Regions from separate parts of the Homo sapiens genome. Here region 1 is linked to region 2. Evidence: chromatin loops called from intact Hi-C (ENCODE). Cell type or tissue: mammary epithelial cell. All regions are shown on one strand. Each heading gives the region's core, and the rest is flanking DNA. Links, peaks and the distances in the headings are about the cores only. Region 1 overlaps ITGAD (integrin subunit alpha D). Region 2 overlaps ITGAM (integrin subunit alpha M).

The links. A loop is a pair of places that touch in the nucleus more often than their neighbours do. Peaks named below come from ENCODE experiments on the same cell type or tissue, not always from the same donor. Only the 100,000 strongest peaks of a DNase experiment are listed, where the experiment ranks them.
Region 1: it touches region 2 in a loop (2.9-fold over the local background); 2 of 110 quality-filtered maps call a loop at or near these places.

The regions. Positions count from the first base shown.
Region 1 is chr16:31,416,649-31,424,980 of GRCh38, reverse strand. ITGAD (integrin subunit alpha D) reads right to left here. Exons shown (of 30, transcript NM_005353.3): 21 at 6,790-6,906; 22 at 6,601-6,680; 23 at 6,417-6,500; 24 at 1,789-1,867; 25 at 1,522-1,629; 26 at 1,333-1,410; 27 at 1,023-1,136; 28 at 778-879; 29 at 404-514. Among named protein-coding and RNA genes, the nearest start is that of COX6A2, 7.5 kb to the left of the region's middle. In mammary epithelial cell, for the core only: no CTCF peak of the experiment used is centred there; a DNase peak (open chromatin) is centred at 3,190; H3K27me3 peaks cover 387 bases.
Region 2 is chr16:31,321,260-31,329,591 of GRCh38, reverse strand. It overlaps ITGAM (integrin subunit alpha M), which reads right to left. Exons shown (of 30, transcript NM_000632.4): 15 at 8,221-8,332; 16 at 7,965-8,128; 17 at 5,039-5,193; 18 at 4,810-4,941; 19 at 4,561-4,634; 20 at 4,188-4,329; 21 at 3,970-4,092; 22 at 2,657-2,736; 23 at 1,362-1,445; 24 at 289-364. Among named protein-coding and RNA genes, the nearest start is that of ITGAX, 30 kb to the left of the region's middle. RefSeq lists a silencer at 4,050-4,277. In mammary epithelial cell, for the core only: no CTCF peak of the experiment used is centred there; no DNase peak of the experiment used is centred there.

The DNA.
Region 1 (8,332 bases), core at 107-8,106, 95 kb before region 2:
CTCCACAGTCTGAGTTCTCACTATATCAGCCAGTCTGTAGGAGGGCTTGGGTTGGATGCTGGTGGTGTCAAGAATGGGATAAGGCCGGATGAGGTGGCTCACACCTGTAATCCCAGAACTTTGGGAGGCCAAGGTGGGCGGATCACCTGAAGTCAGGAGTTCGAGACCAGCCTGGCCAACATGATGAAACTCCATCTCTACTAAAAATACAAAAAACTAGCCGGGCATGGTGCAGTCCACCTGTAATCCCAGCTACTCGGGAGGCTGAGACAGGAGAATCACTTGAACCCGGGAGGTGGAGGTTGCAGTGAGCCAAGATCATGCCATTGCACTCCAGCCTGGGCAGTAAGAGTGGAAACTCCATCTCAAAAAAAAAAAAAAAAGAGTTGGATAAAACACTTGCCTTGTACAGTGTGGCTGTGATGAGCGCCAGCAGTAGCAGAGCCCCCACAGAGCTGCCCATGATGATGGGAATGGCATTGTAGACCTCGTCTTCTTCTAGCACCATCTCCATCTGATTTAGAGATCAGAGAGCATCCGGCCTCATGCCATCCCAGATGCCTCCCAGGTTCCGCAACCTTTAACTCTCTCCCCTCCTTTCTGAGGCTCTGCTCCAAGGAGTGAGACACAGTAGCACCCGTGCCCTTAGGGACAGCTGTCCTGCCCAGAGACTTTCACCCTCCTCCCGCAAGGCTTGCAAACCCCCCACCCAGCACCACAGATGTAGCCCTAGGGGTCCTCTTTCCAGCTGGTCGCTGCCCTCCACATGGTCTCTACCTGAGCTCTCATAAATGCCTCCTGTCCTGGAAGCTGGGAGTACACGGATGTGTCGAACGTAATTTCAGCCACACTCACGACCAACACCTTCTTCTGCAATGTCTGCAAAGGGGTTGGGGGAAACCTGTGGAACTGGCTCTGGGGGAGGCTCAGAGCTTCGGGGGTGCCCTGGCTTGCAGATGGGCACAGACATGCCAGGTCCTGCCTGAGTCTGGGGCAGGGGCTCTGCCGCTGCCCCCACACACCTCGCGGACCCAGCCGAAACTGAGATTGCCCTTCAGGGTGAAATCCAGCTCCTCCTGGACGCTGAAGGAGGGGACGTCACAGCGGAACTGCAGGCAGTCAGCAATGGAGCAGTCCTGGGGGCAGAAGAGGGGTGAAACTGAGGGGTTCTTCCCTGAGGAGGGAGCCATAGGAAAAAATATGGTCAGGTTTGGGGTGGGGAACAGATGAGCAGTTACAGGACATGCACGGAACTCTGTGGCCTAGCAGTACATTTCCCAGTATCCCCGGTGGGGGCTGATCTTGGCGGTGGGGGTTCAGGGACTTTCTCACCAGCATGGGACTTCTTGAAATCTGGGTCAGGAAGTCAGAATGCTGGGGAGGTTTTCTCTCTGAAACACAGGGGAGACTCTGGGAAGAGAAAGAAGCACTTAGCCACAGAATGAGCAACATGTCCCTGGTAAGAGGGAGTGCTGTGCTGTGGGATGTCAGTCTGAAGAAAGAGGAGAGATAGGCGGGTACCTGAGATGGGGCCTCCATGACCACATCCCACACAGCCACCCCGTTCAGCAGGACAGGAACCCAGAAGTTAATGCTGATGGCCAGATCTCGCTGGCTGAGGTTATTCACCTGCAGGAAATCAAGGCAGAGTGTTATTGTGGTCTCTGGAGCCTTCCAAATCCTACTTCCCTCCTGGCCCTACCCCAAGGCTCCTCTCCATCTTCTCCACCAACTTCCAACTTTATCCACAACGTGGAAGGCAGACATGGATACTCCCTAGACTCTCACACGGTATCGATGCTCAGCCTCTTTCATTTTCTTCTCATCGGAGGTTGCAAAGTTGAAGTACTTGGTGGATTCTTCCTGCCTGGAGAGAGAGCCTGTGGGTGAAAAACAGCCCTGAAACTGTCCCCAGTTGTGCCCTGTCCTACTGCAGAGAGCTCTGTTGGGCTGGGCAGATGTCTCAGGGAAATAACGATGGACATTATTTGGCCGGGCACAGTGGCTCATGCCTGTAATCCCAGCACTTTGGGAGGCTGGGGCAGGAGGGTTTCTTGAACCCAGGAGTTCCAGACCAGCTGGGGCAACATCGTGAGACCCTGTCCCTATTCAAAGTAAATAAGTAAAAGATGGTCCCACATAACCTTTGCTGCCTCGGCTTCAGCTCCCCTCCCTCCGATGTCCCTTGCCCCCATCACCCAGATCCACTAGCTCTGCCATGCACACCGCTGGCTCTTTCATAGCCTCATGACTTTGCTCAAGCTCTTCTCCTTGGAACGTTCTTACTGTCTCCAGTTTTGGAAATTTACACTTAAAGACCCAACTTAAACCTCATGTCTCCTACATGGGGCAAAGGCGTTTGCATTGCTTTCTCTAATAGGTAGTGTTTGGCCTCTGGTAATGCTTACAGAGATTGTAGCAGAACAAGTTAGCCTAAGGGGACTCTAGGAATGAGAGCTGGATCACTCAGGAAGACATGGAGTGAGGGCCCCTTCATGGTGGGAATGAAGAAAATAGATTCGGCTGTCCTGGGGCAGGTGAGTAAATGTGAAGGAAGATAGTGCCTGTGCACAAGCCTGTGGAAGGGACATCAGTGTTCCAGGCAGCAGGTGGGGTCTTTCCACCCAAACTTCCTTCAGCAAACACAGGCTGTGTGGTTGGCACTGGGGATTCAAGTTAAGCCATAACTCCCTGCCCTCTCACCACTTAACATCTAAAGTTTTAGTAAAAATGAGCAAGCTGGCCAGGCGAGGTGGCTCACGCCTGTAATCCCAACACTTAGAGAGACTAAGGCAGAAGAATCGCTTGAGCCCAGGAGTTCAAGACTGGCCTGGGCAACACAGAGAGACCTCGTCTCTGCAAAAAAAAAAAAAAATACAAACATTAGCTGCAAGTGGTGGCACACGCCTGTGGTCCCAGCTACTCAGGAGGCTGAGGCAGGAGGATTGCTTGAGCCTGGGAGGTCGAGGCTGCAGTAAGCTATGTTCACACCACTCCCCTCCAGCCTGGGTGACAGAGTGAGACCCTGTCTCAAAACAAACAAAAAGCAAAAGTAAGCAGACCAGCAGAGGGGCCTGCACCTCGCATGCAGCAGCCAGACCAGCCACACAGAAACAGCCCCAGCAGTCCACCCCCCATCAGCCTGATGACTAAAAACATGGGCTCCAGTGTCAAACCGCCTAGGTTCACATCTCAGGTCGACCACTTCCTACCTGAGTCACTGAGGCAAGCCACTTCACGTCTCTGGAAACTGTAGCTTTTCACTCTTTAAAATGGGGATGCAAACCGTAGCAACCTCCCTGTAGTAGAGTTGTGACCAGGGCTTGGTAGTGCCCAGCACACAGGGACTCCTCCATAAATCTTAAGGTTTATTTTTCCCTAAGTATGCCGGTTTTCCTCTGTGCCCCCCACCCCAAACCCTTCTCTCTATGCTTCTGTTTTCTCATCTTAAAATCTAGTTCTAAACCTCTTTTCATTTTTAAAGTTTTATTTTATTTTCATTTTTAATTTTTTTTTTTTGGTAGAGATGGGTTCTCACTATGTTGCCCAGGCTGGTCTTAAACTCCTGGGCTCAAGCCATCCTCCCACTCATGCCTGTAATCCCAGCACTTGGCCTCCCAAAGTGCTGGGATTACAGGCACGAGCCACCGTGCGCAGCCTAAGCCTGTTTTCAGATCTAAGTAAACCACCCAGCTTTCCCCAGTCCTTGGAGAGGCATGCCATGTATGGCCATGGGCATGGGCTCTGCAGCCAAACCGTCTGGGTCTGATTCCTGGTTCTGCTGCCCACTTGGAGATTGACAGGAACAAAGTATTTCACTTCTTGATGTCTTTGTTGGTGAAAATAGGGATAACAATATAATTATTGGTAGGATTAAATAAATGTAAATACATATAAAGTACTTAAGATGGTGTAAGAAAACCACCATAAAACAACAGCAACATAAAACGTGCCTGACATGGGTATATATAACTGTAAGCTCTTATTGTAAGTATTTTCCTGTGGATAGAAAGGGAAACCTACATGTGGCTTGAAAGGACAATGACACTGCTTGATCTCCCTCGCTCCTTCCCCTAACAACTTAATACATCAGAAGCAACAGTGGACAGGTGTGGTGGCTCATGCCTGTAATCCCAGCACTTTGGGAGGCCCTCGGGTGGGGGTGGATCACCTGAGGTCACGAGTTCAAGACCAGCCTAACCAACATGGTGAAACCCTGTCTCTACTAAAAATACAAAACTAGCCAGGCATGGTGGCACATGCCTGTAGTCCCAGCTACTCGAGAGGCTGAGGCAGGAGAATCACTTGAACCTGGGAGGCGGAGATTTCAGTGAGCTGAGATCGCAACATTGCACTCCAGCCTGGGCAACAAGAGTGAAACTCCATCTCAAAAACAAACAAACAAACAAACAAAAAATTAGCTAGATGTGGTTGTGCATGCCTGTAATCCAACTACTCGGGAGGCTGAGGCAGGAGAATCACTTGAACCTGGGAGGTGGAGGTTGCAGTGAGCCCAGATTGCACCACTGAACTCCAGCCTGGGTGAAAGAGTGAGATTCCGTCTAAAAAAAAAAAAGCAATAGCAGCAAACTTTGTCCCACAGCAGTGTTACAGTCTTTCAGCCCAGTGTATGGGATGCCTTGCTCTGCATCCAGCCTCGCCTGCCCCTGTGCCTCCACCACCTGCAGAACCCTCTTGCCTTCAGCCCTACACTTGCCTTTCCTGCGCTGCCTTGGCCAGGCTCTTAAGAGACCTTCCCAACAGTTTCTCACACCTCTGCCCCACTCTGAGTTTTATAGAAACCTGACCTTTCCTTTCCTCTGTGTGGTGACAGACCATATCCTGTTGGGCACAAGCTCCCCAATTCAGGGTGCTCAGAAAAGCCTTGATCTCCATGTAGCAGCTTTGCTTCAGCACATTCACATTTAATACAAAGGACAGAATTTGTTTCATGTTAAAAAAGGAAGCCTTCCTTTTAGAGGGAGAGGGGGAAAGGCACAGTGGTGGCAATGTGTGTGTGTCCCACCAGCAAGTCGATTTGAGAGAAGCAGCAAGAGCTATGGTATATATTATTAGGGTACAAATACACCAAGGATACATTCCAAGAAATTAATCGTTAGGCAATTTCTTTTTCTTTTCTTTTTTTTTCTTTTTTTTTTTTTTTTTTTGAGACAGAGCCTTAATCTGTCACCCCTGAGCTGGCATGCAGCAGCGCGATCTCAGCTCACCGCAATCTCCGCCTCCCAAGTTCAAGCGATTCTCTTGCCTTAACCTCCCCAGTAGCTGGGATTACAGGCGTGTGCCACTGCGCCTGGCTAATGTTTGCGTTTTTAGTAAAGACAAGGTTTCGCCATGTTGGCCAGGCTGGTCTTGAACTCCTGACCTCAGGTGATCCGCCTGCCTCAGCCTCCCAAAGTGCTGGGATTACAGGTGTGAGCCACTGCGCCCGGCCTTAGGCAATTTCATCATTGTGCAAACATCATAGGTTGCACTTATGCAAACCTAGATGGTAGAGCCTACTGCACAGCTAGGTGATATGGTATAGCCTATTGCTCCTGGGCTACAAACCCATGCAGCGTGTTACTGTACTGGATATTGTAGGCAATTGTAACACAATGGAAAGTATTTGTGTATCTAGACATAAAAAAGGCAATGAGTTGCACTACAATGTTACAACTGCTATGACATCATTAGGAGATTTTTCAACTCCGTTATAATTTTAGGAGACCACCCGTAGTAAATGTGGGTCCACTGTTGACAAAAACACCTTTTTTTTTTTTTTTTGTTTGAGACAGAATCTTGCTCTATTGCCCAGGCTGGAGTGCAGTGGCACAATCTCAGCTCACTGCAACCTCCGCCTCCCAGGTTCAAGAGATTCTCCTGCCTTAGCCTCCTGAGTAGCTGGGATTACAGGCATGCGCCACCAGGCCCAGCTAATTTTTTTTTTTTTTTTTTTTGAGACAGAGTCTCCCTCTGTCACCCAGGCTGGAGTGCAGTGGCATGATCTCGGCTCACTGCAACCTCCGCCTCCCGGATTCAAGTGATTCTCCTGCGTCAGCCTCCCAAGTAGCTGGGATTACAGGCACGCATGACCACGCCCAGCTAATTTATTTTGTATTTTTAGTAGAGATGGGGTTTCACCATGTTGGCCAAGCTGGTCTCGAACTCCTGACCTCAGGTGAACCACCTGCCTCAGCCTCCCAAAGTGCTGGGGTTACAGGCGCGAGGTACCGCGCCCAGCCCAGAAACATCTTTATGCAGCATAAATGTCATTATATATGGCCATTCACCCACAAAGGCATCCCAAAACAGGAGAGCTTAGATGTGCATCATTGGAAGAGCAGGCTGGGACTCAGAAGGAGTACCAGGCATAGAGGAAGGCCAGAGGTCCAAGGGGAAGGCCAGGGACTGGGCACCTGCTGATCATGGTGTAGACTGCATACTTCACCGGGAGCTCCAGCTGGAAGGTGGCCTTGCTGCTTGAAGCCTTATTGTTCTCACTGGAGACAGAAAGGAGGGACCAATGGGAAGGAATCCAGGAGAGGGGTCTCTAGCCGGGGCATGCGATGGAGGGTGGGGGATACCCTGGCCTGGACCCACCTGCTTGCACTGGCCCTCATAAGCATCCTGTCTCCCAGGGTGGCCTTGTAGGAGACATCGAATGTGACTATGAAGGTGCCCTGAGGGAAGAAGAAGGAAAGAATGGGGATAAAAGGAAGGGCATGGCAGAGTGAGGGACAGATTGGGACAAGGGAGGACAGTGATGGGGATTTAGGGAGAAGCACTGACGTTAGAGCCCTCATGGAAGATGGGGTGGTTGACACTGCAGCGGCTGCTTCTTAGGCCCTCATCCTCAGTGGGCACTGTCTCACATGCCAGGCGCAGGGCACTCTGATGGGGCTGCTTCTAGGGGAGGAGAATGAATTTTAAGAAGTTACCCGCATGCATGTGTGGGCTTGATACACAGCAGTGGTGGCACTGCAGAGCACTAGGGAAAATGACAGACTTTTCTTTTTTTGTTGTTGTTTTTTTTTGAGACGGATTTCACTCTTGTCACCCAGGCTGGAGTGCAATGGCATGATCGTGGTTCACTGCAACCTCCACCTCCTGGGTTCAAGCAATTCCCCTGCCACAGGCTCTTGAGTAGCTGGGATTACAGGTGCCTGCCACCATGCCTGGCTAATATTTTTGTATTTTCAGTAGAAATGGGGTTTCACCATGTTGGCCAGGCCAGTCTCAAACTCCTGACCTCAGGTGATCCACCCGCCTTGGCCTCCCAAAGTGCTGGGATTACAGGTGTGAGCCACTGCACCCGGCCAAGGACAGACTTTTCAATCAATTTCCATCAATGCCAGGAAAATTGACCCATACAAAAAATTTTTTAAAAAGCAGAAGAAAAGTAAAGAAAGTACAAGAGGAAGAGGAGGAGAAAGAAGAAAAAGAAATTGGATCCCTACCTCACTCCATAAATTAAAATAAATTCCAACTGGATTAAATACTTAAATGTGAAAAAGCAAAACCATGAAGCTTTTGGAATATAATATAGGGGGCTATTTTCATAACCTGGAAGTGTTTCTTAAATAAGACCCACACACAGAAACAATATGGTCAGGTGTGGTGGTTCACACCTGTAATCTCAGCACTTTAAGGGCTGAGGTGGGAGGATTACTTGAGCCCAGGAGTTTGAGACCAGCCTGGGCAGCATGGTGAGACCCTGTCTCTAAAAAATAAATAAATAAATAAATAAATAAATAAATAAATAAATAAATATTAGCTGGGCGTAGTGGCATGCACCTGTAGTCCCAGCTACTTGGGAGGCTGACGTGGGAGGATTGCTTGAGCCCAAGAGGTCTAGGCTGCAGTGAGTGGTGATTGTGCCACTGCACTCCAGCCTGGGTGACAGAGTAAGACTCAGTCTCAAAAAAAAGAGGGAGGGAGGGAGGGAGGGAGGAAGTAAGGGAGGGAGGGAGGGGGGAGGGAGGGGGGAAGGAGAGAGAGAGAGAGATACAAGGAAATGACCACAAAGTCAGAATAGTGATGACCTTTGGGGACAGGATGGAGCTGTGATGGGGAAAGGTAAACAGGGAGGGGGTTCTGGGGATGCTAGCAGTGATTTATTTCTTGATCTGGATGTTAACTCTATGGTTTGTTTAATATTATTCATTAAACCGTATGTATGCTTTATGCACTTTCTCTGTGTGTATGTGTGTGTGTGTGAGAGAGAGAGAGAGAGCACATATCATCACAGAACAATTTTGAAGAACACTGTGTAACTCCCGGGGCTACAGGGCAGGGGAGAGGCCCCCTCCCACTAGAGCCTACAGCAGTTGTT
Region 2 (8,332 bases), core at 89-8,088:
TCGAGCTTGTTCTGTAAACCTCTCTGAGCCTCAGTTTCTTCATCTGTAAACTGGGGATCATGACAGTGCCCCACAGAGTCGCTACGAAGGTAATACAAGATAACTACGTGCGTGCATGTCACATACATACGTGCGTGTATGTGTGCATACTGAGTGATAGCAGCGTGGAACCAAGCCTGGCACACCACAGGTGCCTTGCGCACATTTCCCATCCCTGTTTCTGCATTTTCTACCATCGATTTTCCTCCCCAGCCTCCTTCTCAGGACCCAGACGTCCCAGCTGCCCACCTGATATTGATGCTGCATGACCCGACTGGTATTCTCTGAGGCCGTGAAGTTGAGATATTTAGTGGAGACCCCATGGCTGAAGGGAGAAAAAAGGGACAGGAGGTGACAAAACATGAGGGGTGCCCTGGGAGGGTGTCTCAGGCTAAGTGTGTAAGGAGCGAACAGGCACATGGGTAATGGGTATGAAGTCCTGGGGGGTGGAGATGGGGTGGGGTGCAGGGGGATGGGGGAACCAATGTGTGCTGGACACACAGTGCGTGCCCATTTGGGCCACTCACACACACGTGCACAAATGCACACCCATGAGCACATACACACATGCACACAGACCCTCAGACACACACACGCACAAATACACACCCATGCACACATACATGCACATAGATCCTCAGACACACACACATGCACGAATACACACTCATGCACACATACATGCACATAGACCCTCACACACATGCACAAATACACACCCATGCGCACACACATGCACATAGACCTTCACACACACACATGCACAAATACACACCCATGCGCACACGCATGCACATAGACCTTCAGACATACGCACAAATACACACCCAGGCACACAGATCCTCATACACACACATGCACAAATACACACCCATGCACACAATGCACATATATCCTCAGACACACACATATGCACACACACCCATGCCCAGACACACATGCACATAGATCCTCACACACACATGCACAAATACACACCCATGCACAAGGATCCTCACACACACGCACAAATACACACCCATGCACGCACACACACATAGATCACACTCACATCCACAAATACACGCCCATGCACACATACACACATGCAGATACATCCTCAGACACACACATGCACAAATACACGTCCATGCACACAAACATGCACATAGATCATCACACTCACACACCCATGCCCAAATACACACCCATGCACACATACATGCACAGAGATCCTCAGACTCTCACACACACACACATGCACAGACTCATGCACACAGATGCACAATCAGCCATGTCCAGCCCAGAAGTGGAGGCTCAGCTAAAGTCCTGGAAGCCAGCACCTGGTGACCACCATGTAGACAGCATATTTCACCGGCAGCTCCAGTTGGAATTCGGTTTTGTTGGTTCTGGGCATGTTGTTCTCACTGGAGGGAAAGAAAGAGCTCCAGCCGGCTCTTGAGAACTGACAGTTAGTCTTTGCTCCTCCCTCTCCCTCACTCCCTGCCTCCAATCAGCCACCAAGTTCTGTTATCTCTGCATCTGAAACCCCACTGTTCTCCAACCCCTGCCCCCGCCTAGCCCAGGCCCATCCCTCTCCAGCTGGATGTCTGCAACCACCTTCTTCTAACTGGTCCCCTGAATTCACACCTGCTCCCACCCCAATCGCCAGCCCTCCTGAAGAGTGATCGTTCTAACATGCAAATATGATTATGTCACTCCCAGAGGCGAAACTGCAAATCCCAAACAACACCCGTCAGTCATTTTGGGACATGGCCTGTATCTAACCACCACCAACTCCTTCAGCCCTGCATTTCATGCTGAGGCCACTCTTAAACACACCCTGATCTTCCCGTCCCTGGTATCTGCTTCCTGCCTTCTGTCTTCATGCCCGCCCTCAGTTCATGCCTTTGCTTTGTCTAAATATATTTTCTTTTTTTCCCTTTTATTTTTTATTATTATTATTATTATTATTATTTTGACACTGGGTCTCACTCTATTGCCCAGGCTGGAGTGCAGTGGCACCATCTCAGCTCACTGCAGCCTCAATCTTCCAGGCTCAAGCAATTCTTGTGCCTCAGCCTCCTGAGTAGCTGGGATTACAGGCATGCACCACCATGCCTGGCTAATTTTTGTATTTTTTTTTTTTTGTAGAAACAGGGTATTGATATGTTGTCCAGGCTGATTTTGAACTCCTGGGTTCGAGCAATTGTTTTGCCTCAGCCTCCCAAAGTGCTGGGATTACAGGCTTGAGCCAGCACGCCCAGCTCCTAAATATATTTTCTTTAGGAATCTTCTCTGAACACCAAACTCCCAAGAACACTGGCCGTCCCCCATCTAATCTTGCATCTCATACTGGATTTGAGATGGATGCAAGATTAATGGCTAGATTTCTTGTCTGTCTTTGCCACTAAATTATCATCTCCGAGAGGGCAGGAACCACTATCGTCTGATCCACCACCATCCCACCAGCACTCAGCACAAGGCCCAGCACGTGGTGGGTGGTCAGTGAGTGTTTGCTGAGTGAACAAATGAGTTGAAGGGAGAACCAGTGGGCAAAGGGCAAAGGCCCACCATGGGCCAGGGGCTGGGGCGTCAGACGGGCAACTGCCTGCAGAAGCCTGGTAGCAGAGAGCACCTGGTCACATTGGCCTTGAGGAGCAGTTTGTTTCCAAGGGAAGCCTTAGAGTCTACATCAAACGTGATATTAAAGGTGACCTGGAGTGAGAGAAAGGAGAGACAATGACAGAAATATGAGAGAAAAAATAACCCAAATGCCCGTCATCTGATTAATGGAGACATGAAATATGGCCCATCCATGCAACAGGATATTGTTCACCAAATAAAAAGCAATGAAGGCCAGGTGCGGTGGCTCACACCTGTAATCCCAGCACTTTGGGAGGCTGAGGCAGGTGGATCACCTGAGGTCAGGAGTTCGAGACCAGCCTGGCCAACATGGCAAAACCCTGTATCTACTAAAAATACAAAAATTAGCTGGGTGTGGTGGCGGGCGCATGTAACCCCAGCTACTTGGGAGAGTGAGGCACAAGAATTGCTTAAACCTGGGAGGCAGAGGTTGCAGTGAGCCAAGATTGCACCACTGCACTCCAGCCTGGGCAACGAAGTGAAACTCCATCTCAAAAATATATATAAAAAATTTAAAAACAATTTTTTTAAAGCAATGAGGTACTGACATATACTACGACATGAATGATCCTTGCTAAGTCCTTGCTTAATATTATGCTAGGGAAAGGATCACATACGGGATTATTTCATTTATATGAAATGTCCAGAATAGGCAAATCTATAGACAAAGTAGATTAGTGGTTGCATAGGGCTGGGGGATATGGGAGGACTGGGGCTGAGGGCCAACGGGAACAGAAGCTCTTTGTGAGGTAATGAAGATGTTCCAAAATGGATCATGATGACGGATGCAAGACCCTATGAATTCACTCAAAGCCACTGAACTGTATACTTTATTTTATTTTATTTCATTTTATTTATTTTCAAGACAGGGTCTCACTCTGTCGCCTAGGCTAGAGTGCAGTGGTGTGATCATAGCTCACTGCAGCCTCAACCTCCCAGGCCCAGACGATCCTCCCACCCTAGCCTCCCGAGTAGCTGGGACTACAGGTGTGCACCACCACGCCCAGCTAATTTTTACATTTTTTGTAGAGACAGGGTCTCGCCGTGTCACCCAGGCTGGTTTCAAACTCTCGGGCTCAAGCGATCCTCCTGCCTCGACCTCCTAAAGTGCTATGATTACAAGCATGAGCCACTGTGCCGGGCTTGAAATGTATGCTTTAAATAGGTGAATTGGATGGTATATGAATTATATCTCAATAAAGCTGTTTTGTACAAAAAGGAACCACTACTAAAGAAGAGAAGAAGAAGAAAAGAATCCCCAAAGAAATCAAAGAGAAAAGGAGGGGAGGAGCCAGGAGTTCTGACCTCTGAGTTTTCCGGGAAGATGGGGTGGTTTATGCTGCAGCTGGTGCTCTTCAAGGCCCCAGACACTTCGGTGGAGGAGGCAGACTCACAGGCCAGGCGCCAGGATCGCTGTGAGCGCTGGTTCTGGAAGGCAGGGGAGGCAAAGGCGGTGATATCCACCTCCGGCCGTGAGGATGGGGAAGCAAAGGTCAGATAGAGCCTGAGAAGGATGTGGCTACCTGGAGCGTGGACACCTTCCGGTAGGACAGGTCAAGCGGGAAGAAGAAGGTGACCTGTGTCCTGTAGGAGTCCTCACCATCATTTCTCACAGTCACTGTCACGTTGAACTCCCGGGGCCCACCCACCACGAGGCAGTCCAGGCTGTGGGAAGAAGAAGACAGGCCGGGGGATGGGGCGCTGGGCTTCCCTGTGGCAAGCCTGCTCCAGCAGAACAGAGACGCAGACACTTGATGAAGAGACAACAGTGGAGGGGCAGCCACACCGGACCTTATAGCCCAGGAACACCCGGCTCCCTTGGGGGCCAGGAGGAGAAAAGAGCGGGTCATGGTACGGGTCCTTCTCTGGAGGAGGTGAGGAGGAAAGGAAACTCACCTCATGAAACTGAAGGTGATGCTGAGGTCATCCTGGCAGATGTTGTCATTGCCACAATTCTTCTCAAAGGGAAACTTTTAAAAAATAAATATGATCAAATGAAAGGAAAGAAAATAACCAAGTATTGTGAAATTAAACAATAAAATCAAATGTTGAAGTAAAATTAGATGCAATCAAATAAAATGAGTTTCAACCACCTTGGTCTCTGGTCTCTTCCACACCCCTGCAGGACCCCAACTCTGGACTCACCAAGGCTGTGAAGAGTCTCTGAGCATCCTCCGCCAGCACTGGCCGGAGGTTCCCGAAAGCAGACAATGGCGTTCCCACCAGAGAGAAGTTCAGGCGCAGCACAATGGGGCTCACTGGGTCCTCGATGCAATTCTAAGAGATAGCCGGGATTTGGGGATCTGCCCTCCTCAGCTCCCCAAGCCCACTCCATGCTTGGAAGACCCAGGGGTCTGGCCACTAGCCTGCTCACCGGCAACTGTAGTTTCAGGGTCTCACAAGTCTGGGTCAGCCCCAAGACCTGTGTCTGTCTGCGTGTGCTGTTCTTTGTCTCATTGAAGACGGCGCGGGAATGTGGGCGGCCGGAGTCCAGAGCCAGGTCATAAGTCACAACACTCTGGATCTGTCCTGAAGGGACAGGGTGGCACAGCAGTGAGGGGCCTGAGCCTCGGAACCCGGCAGATGGGAGTTCAAGGCCCAGCTCCTCTGCTTCTCAGCTGTGTGACTTGGGGTATGTTATCTGACTTCTCTGAGTCTTCTTTCCTTCCTTCCTTCCTTTTTCTTTCTTTCTTTCTTTCCTCGCTCTCTTCCTCCCTTTCCTTCCTTCCTTCCTTTTTTCCTTTCCTTTCCTTCCTTCCTTTTCTTCCTTTCCTTCCTTTCCTACTTTCCTTCCTTTCCTTCCTTCCCTTCTTCCTTCCTTCCTTTTCTTCCTTTCCTTCCTTTCCTACTTTCCTTCCTTTCCTTCCTTCCCTTCTTCCTTCCTTCCTTTCTTTTTATTTTTTATTTTCTTTTTTGAGACAGAATCTCACTCTCTTGCCCAGGCTGGAGTGCAGTGGTGCCATCTCAGCTCACTGCAACCTCTGCCTCCCAGGTTCAAGCGTTTCTCCTGCCTCAGCCTCCCAAGTAGCTGGGATTATAGGCACATGCCACCACGCCGTGCTAATTTTTGTATTTTTAGTAGAGATGGGGTTTCACCATGTTAGCCAGGCTGGTCTCAAAGTAATCCACCTGCCTCAGCCTCCCAAAGCGCTAGGATTAAAGGCATGAGCCACTGCGCCTGGCCTCCATTCTTTATTTTTAAAGTGAGGATAATAATGATACCCTCCCAATGGTAAAAAGGAAATGAAATAGTGCTTATCAAGTATTTAGCACAGTGTCTTTTATACAATAAGTGCTCAATAAATGGTAGCTATTCTGTCACTCACTAAAAAATTTATTGTATTTTTCTGACTACTTTAAATTTTTTTCTCTTTGTCTTTGGTCTTCAGCAGTTTGATTATAACGTACAATGATATAATGTCCTTCATATTTATCCTGCTTTGATTTTGTAAAGAATCTTGATGTCTTTCATCAGTTTGGGGAATTTTTTTTTTTTTTTTTGAAATGGAGTTTCGCTCTTGTCACCCAGACTGGAGTGCAATGGGGCGATCTCAGCTCACTGCAACATCCGCCTCCCAGGTTCAATTCTCCTGCTTCAGCCTCCTGAGTAGCTGGGATTACAGACGCATACCACCACACCTGCTAATTTTGTATTTTTAGTAGAGATGGGGTTTCACCATGTTGGCCAGGCTGGTCTCAAACTCCTGACCTCAGGTGATCCACCTGCCTCGGCCTCCCAAAGTGCTGGGATTACAGGCGTGAGCCACCGTGACTGGCCAGTTTGGGGAAATTCTTTAACTACTGCATCTTTCCTATTCCATCCTATTCCATCTTTCCTATTCTGTCTTTCCTATTCCATCTTTCCTATTTTCTTTCTCTCTCTCTCTCTCTCCTCCCCCACCACCACTTTCTGTAATTCCAATTACATGTTTGTTAGATCTTTCACCATATCCCACACATCTCTTATGGTGTTTTTCTGTATTTTTCTTTCTTTTTATCGCATATTTATCCAGATACTTTCAAATGACTGTCTTCTTGTTCACTAATTCTCTGTTCTGCTTCTAATCTGCTATAAATCTATTTACTGAATTCTTCATTTCAGTCAGTGCGATTTTTGGTTCTAGAGTTTCCATTTGACTCTATTTTATGAATTCCAGGTTTTTGCTGAAGTTCTCATCCTTTCCCTTTTTTCTTGAAGATATTAATTATAGTTACCTTTTAAAAATTCCTATCCAATCACTCTAATTTCTGAATCACCTGTGGGTCTATTTCTATTGTATATTGTTTCTCTTGGTTGCTAGTCAGTTGTCTCAATGGAAAGACCAAGGTATTTACCAAGGCCTCTCAAATCTCTGTCTCCCCAGCACTGAGGAGCTGCTGAATTCTCTGATCAGCTCTTTGGCTTTTCAGTTGCTGTTTTCTACTGGGTGTCTTGGAGTACTGACCTAGGCATTCGTGTCTTAAGAGTCAGCCAAAGAGTAGAGGGGGACTTCTATGTAGGTTTAAGGGTACCTCTTCTTCAATTCCCTACTCTCTAACATTTTGCTCTTAATTTCTAGCCATGCTGGCTGCTCTCATATCTGGAATGCTATCTCCTCAGCACAGGAAAACTGTTCCTAGAAAGGTAATCATTTTTTAGGGATGGGTCTTGCTATGTTGCCCAGGCTGGCCTCAACCTCCTGGGCTCAAGTGATCCTCCCCTCCCACCTCAGCCTCTCAAGTAGCTGAGACTACAAGAACATGCCATCATGCCTAGCTAATAATTTTACTTTTAAAGAGGGTACAATTCTTTCTAGTACTGTCATTACTAGAGACAGTTATTCCTAGTGCTGTCACTACTAGAGACAGTTATTCTTAGTATTGTCATTACTATTCTCCCACCCCAAACACAGTTCTACTCTTTGAGAATAGGAACAAGGGAAGAAGTCACTGGTGATAAAATGCGTATGTGAGTGCTTTGTAAATCTCTGTTTAGCTTCATCAATTCAATCTCCCCAAATAGGTTTTCTCTCCGTTTATTAAAAAACAAAAACATAGTTTGTTCACAGGCATGGGGCCTTCAGTTCTCTGGAGAACTGAGTGAGTAAGGAAGTGCCACATGCTCACCTCTTTAGGGAGGTCCACTGGACTTCCCTACCCAGCAGGACAATAGCCTGCTCACTCAGGTAAGGCTTGGAGAAGGTTGTCAGAGCCTGTGAGAACTCAGTTCAGGACAGCCAGAAGGCTGGGCAGAGTGGATTGCAGCACCCATTCATGTCCTCGGTCGTTTAACCTCTTGAGACTCATCCACCAAGCCTCACCTTCTCTTAGCCGATCCCGTGTGCTCTTCTGGACATGGAGGCAGACTCTGACCTCTCCGGCTTCCTTGCCTTTCACCACCTGATCATTACACTCAAATACATTCCTTGCCACTTCCCTGGGATTGAACTCCATGATTGCCTTGACTCTCAGTACTGGCTGGGACCTAAAGGGACACCAGAAAACCATCAGGGACCTTCAAACAGGAAACATTCCTTCAAGGGAGAATGTCCGGTTGACTCCAAAAGGCATTCTCACCTGAGCAGCAGCACGTGCCCCTGGGCTCCTACAGTCAGGTCTACCAGTCCATCCATTGTGAGGTCCTGGCCCCCACTCAGTGACTGACCAAAATACTGGAGCCTGGGAGAGA